Regions from separate parts of the Homo sapiens genome. Here region 2 is linked to region 1. The links are chromatin loops, found by intact Hi-C in ENCODE. Cell type or tissue: OCI-LY7. All regions are shown on one strand.

Region 1 (2,500 bases):
GGATTAATTTTCTGGGGTGACATGGGATCCCGACCGTGCTCTTGTCTAGATATTCTTGTTTTCCATTTGCTCTTCTGTGGGGCCCAGAGGTTTCCTTGGTTCTGTACCAGTTTTCTTTTTAATTTTTAAATTAAAGTTTACCATCTTAACAATTTTTTGTTTTTGAAACAGGGTCTTGCTCTGTCACCCAGGCTGGAGTGCAGTGGCACAATCATAGCTTATTGCTCCTTCAAAGTCTCTGGGCTCCAGCAGTCCTCCCACCTTGGCCTCCCAAAGTGTTGGGATTACAAGTATGAGCCACTGCACCTCGCTCAACTTAAAAATTTTTAAGTGTATAGTAATGTTCAGTAGCATTAAGTATATTCATGGTATTATGCAATCAATTTGCAAAACTTTTTCATCTTAGAAAATGGAAACTTTATACCCTTTAAACAGTGACTCCCTGTTTTCCCCTCTCCCCAGCCCCTAGCCACCACCATTCTGCCTTCTGTCTCTATGAGCTTTAACTACTCCAGTTACCTCATATAAGTGGAATCACACAGTATTTGTCGTTTTGTACCTGGCCTATTTCAGTTAGCATAATGTCCTCAAAGTTCATCCATGTGACAGCATGTGACAGAATCTTCCTCCTTTTTGAGGCTGAATAATATTTCTTGTATGTATATACCACATTTTATTGATCAGTTCACCCACTGATGGACACCTGAGTACTTGTGTCTACCACCTTTTGGCTATTGTGAATAATGCTGCTATGAACATCGGTGTTCAAACATTTATTTGAGACCCTGCTTTCAATTGTTTTGGATATGTTTACAGAAGTGGGATTGCTGGATCAGTGCCTGTCTTAATTTCTTGGTTGGGGTTCTCTCCTCATGTAGGTAATACAGATGTGAACACCACACATGTGTGTAGCAGGCACTGGCTTCAGCTTCCTATGGGTGAGGCTTCCTACCCCTTGCACTATGGCAAGCTCCCTTGCTGATTCTCTAAACCAAGGCACCGACTTTCTAAGCTCAGTGTCACCACCTAGGCACAGCTTCATGGCTTCCAGTTTAAACAGGAGTTTCGTTTCAGCTTTTCTGTCTTGTACAGGCCCAAGGCCTCATCTCCTTTTGCTGTACAGGCGTTAAAACTTGAGTCCCACGCCTGTTAGGCCTGTATCTGTTTACAACGCCCCTGTCATCTGTTTGGCTTCAGCTTGCACTCACCTCTTTTTCTTTGAGTTGTTCTTTTTTCCTGACATCAGGGAATTTTCTTTCCTTGCTTTTGAGTATGCATTAAAAAATAGTTTATTCAGCATTTTCAGTGTTTGGGGTGTGTGTGTGTGTGTGTGTGTGTGTGTGTGTGTGTATGTGTACGTACTTTCAGTTCTGTTTGAGCTGTGGTGCCAATAGATATTTATTTGTTCATTCAAGATTTTCTGACCGTTTATAGCCTACACAATGATAAGCCTAAGATGACTAAATAGTAATCTTCTGAACTCTTGTAACTCGGGAAGATGTTAAATCATAATACACTAACAGGCAAGATATAGATGTTGCTGTGCAATTGTGGCAGTGGAATCCATTTTTAGCTTGAATCCCAAACAGAAAGGTTGTCTTCCTACTAAAGCTGCACAATGAGCCCCTCCTCAAGCCGTGCCCTTGTGAAACCAGGTTCAGAGTACAGAGACCCGCGGGACCAGAGCTCTGAGCAATGAGGTTGCAGACAAGACCTGGAGCCACACACACCAGAAGAAAGGGGAGTCTTCCTGTGTCAATCAGCAAGAACAGGCAGGCATTTTTGCAACACGCATTATAAAATAGCCTACGTTGCAGAGACGTGGCCTTGTTAATTACTATTTAATATACATGTAACAAGCATATCAGCAAAGATCAATAATTTTCTGCAGATAAGAAAAAGGCCAGTGAGACTTTCGCTGGTGTTATTTTTGTCTGCGTCTATTGGTTTCAGTGTTGCCAGCTTCTTCCTTTCCAAATCCAGGCTATATGAGACAGAAAGAAAACCCAGAGAACTCAACACTCTCATTGTTTGAGTCCCAAGTCCCCCATTCAGTCTACCTCCTTCCATCCACCTTTCAAAGTCTTCTTATGTTTGATTTATATACATATATAATGTCTAGGGTTTTTAGTTGCAATTAGTGGGAGAAATAGGAGAAGTACACCCTATCTTCTTGGTGGATGATTTTTTTAAAAAAAATAAACTTGTGTTATTTTACTGCAATCATTACATTACTATATGCTTATTAACATCTTTATAATATAGAAATGATGAAATTGAGAGTAACAATTGGGCTGGGTAAGATTGTGAAGTAGGTGAAAGAAACAAACACAGTTCAGGCAAGAATATGGGATTAGCAAAGCTGCTTTTTATTTCACTATAACTTTAGACACTTTGTGTTCACATTTTTTTTCTGCAACAAAAATTTTCTTTTCTTTTCTTTTTTTTTGAGACAGAGCCTTACTCTATCACCCAGTCCGGAGTACAGTGGCGTGATCTT
Region 2 (2,500 bases), 55 kb after region 1:
CTTACCACTGCAGAGTCCGCTTACAGGTGTTTCTCCGTCCCTGCACTGAGAGCTGCTTGAGGATGGGGGCCAGGTCTTAGTCATCTCCGCAGTCTCAACTCCCAGCAGAGTCTGGGACAGCATAGGTTTCAACATGTGTTGTTGAATTGAACAGCAAATCTCTCCAGTGGCCAGGATGTTGTGAGGGGAGGGAAAGCTCAGGTGGGTGTGGCCTACTCCTTTACGTCTCATTTTCTGTGGCGGTGAAGGCACCAATGGTCATGAATTTCATCTAAAAACACAATAAATTGAAGCACAGTGAAGGGTATCAAGGCGGTGGGAAGGTCCTGCTACAGACAGAGTATGAAAACTGTTGAAAAACATAAAAATCAACATATTATGATTTTAAAAATGAAGAGTTATGAGGGGCTTGTTTGTAATACCATACCTGAATTGCCTCGCCTCACACGTGGGCCTGGATGTGGGTGGGAGGGGAAGGCAGTGTTGGAATTTTTAGCTGCTGCCTCATTTTCATTTGGGCTGAAATGCTCTGAACCCCATGAGGCATGCGTGGTGAGAGGTCCTGATTCACGGTGCTCCTTTCTGCAACATCAGTGATCCTGCTTCTAAACCATTCCTTGTCCCCGTCTTTCTGTTTGTTGTTGTGGTTTAGCTGGGGAAAGTAAAATGTCTAATTGAAGAAAGTGGGCAGGTCACTCCTTCTTAACCAAGTCATCCAGCTGCTGGACTCTCCTAGAGATGTTTCCATTTAGCAGGGAAAACTCTATTTTTCCTTTCTCCTTCCTCACCTCCCCCACCTCCATTTTTATCCCCTAGAGCAAATTCAGGGCCTCTCTGAGTTGGTACCACCTTACATTAATTGGCACTAATGCAAGTATTCACAGCTGTGCGTGGGATGCTTCTGAGTGCAAAATGGATCTGTCTGTGCCTGGGAACGGTTCTTTCACTTCAGGTGTGTAATTTACTCTTCTGTGAGATGCGTTCCCCGGGCTCCCCTGCTGCACCAAGCAGCACCTCAGCTGCCACTACAGAAGAGCTCAGCAACAGACGTTTGCTTATGGTCATAAATCTTAGCAGACACACCTGTACATGACCACAACATGCAGTTATAGAAACAAAGAACTTCCCATCAAGCTGAAACTGATCCAGGAGGTGTGGGTGGCTTGGCAGCAAAGGGGGGCCATTACCAGGAGAGCCCAGGTGACCGTGGAGGAGCTCAGGGAGCACCCTAGAGGCGGCTGGGGCTTGGGCACAATGAGCTTTGGTTAAGAGAGACTGGGATTCAGAATTGCTGTCTGCTCTCATAAGCCCTGTGATTGTAGGCAACTTACCTTAAATTTCTGAGCTATGGATTTCTCAAATGACACTCTTGGAACTTAGATCTATCATCTTAAAATTTATTTTCTATTTATCTCACTTGTTTTATGTTCCTTTTCTTCTCCTTGCTTGCCCATTTTTTGGATTATTTATGTATTTAAAAATTATTCATGGCTGAGCGCAGTGGCCTATGCCTGTAATCCCAGCACTTCGGGAGGCCAAGGTGAGAGGATCGCTTGAGCCCAGGAGTTCGAGACCAGCCTGGATAATGCAGTGATACCCATCTCTATTAAAAAAAAAAAAAAAGCAGCTGGGTGTGGTGGCACATACCTGTAGTCCAGCAACTCTGGAGGTTGAAGTGGGAAGATCGCTTGAGGCCAGGAGTTTGAGGCTGCAGTGGGCTATGATCATGCAACTGCACTCCAGCCTGGGTGACAGAGAAAACAAGAAACGAAAATATTATTCCATGTCCCATCTCTATCAGCTGTTAAGTTATACCTTCCTTTACTGGTTATCCAAGGACCAAGAGATGACAATAGCACTACCTTATTAAAATTGAATATAAAGTTGCACATCTGTCTATTCCTGGACAATGCACAGACCCCAAAAAGTTTGACTCTATTTACCTTCAATCCTGCCTTTTGTGCAGGATTTAATTCTAAATATATATAAGACCTCACAAAATATCAGTCATTATTGACAACCAGTATTCTTTTAGATTTACCCGTGTAGCCATCCTTTCTCTTGTTCTTCGTTTCTTTCTGTGTGTGGTAGACAGAACAATGGCCCCCACAAAGACGTCTCATTCTAATCTCTGGAAACTGTGAATATGTTAGGGGGAATAAAGGTTCCAGGAGGAACTAAGGCTGCTCATCAGTTCGAGGGATTATCCTGGGCCGGCCCAATTAATCATCACTAGGAGACTTAACTGTGTAAGAGGGAGGCAGGAGAGGAGAAGGAGAGATGGCAGTGTGAGAAGGCCTCAGCCCGACATTGCTGGCTTTAAGGATGGCGGACAGGACCTTGATCCAAGGAACACAGGAGACCTCTAGACCCAGCAAAGTCAAGAAACAGACTATCCCCTGGAGTCTCCAGAAGGGAATGCAGCACCGTGGACACAGATTTTAAAGCTCAGTGAGAACCATGTCAGACTTCCAATCTCCAGAGCCGTAAGATAATACAC

Evidence for each region. A loop is a pair of places that touch in the nucleus more often than their neighbours do. Peaks named below come from ENCODE experiments on the same cell type or tissue, not always from the same donor. Only the 100,000 strongest peaks of a DNase experiment are listed, where the experiment ranks them.
Region 2: a loop joins it to region 1, with 2.6 times the contacts of the local background. A loop is called at or near these places in 1 of 110 quality-filtered maps.

What each region holds. Positions count from the first base shown.
Region 1 is chr6:156,636,659-156,639,158 of GRCh38, reverse strand. No RefSeq gene overlaps it. Among named protein-coding and RNA genes, the nearest start is that of ARID1B, 140 kb to the left of the region's middle. In OCI-LY7, CTCF peaks have their summits at 835 and 1,037; DNase peaks (open chromatin) are centred at 1,038, 1,688 and 2,428; H3K4me3 peaks cover 1,869 bases; H3K27ac peaks cover 2,208 bases.
Region 2 is chr6:156,581,292-156,583,791 of GRCh38, reverse strand. No RefSeq gene overlaps it. Among named protein-coding and RNA genes, the nearest start is that of ARID1B, 190 kb to the left of the region's middle. RefSeq lists an enhancer at 1,060-1,209. In OCI-LY7, CTCF peaks have their summits at 962 and 1,178; a DNase peak (open chromatin) is centred at 1,071; H3K4me3 peaks cover 864 bases; H3K27ac peaks cover 1,861 bases.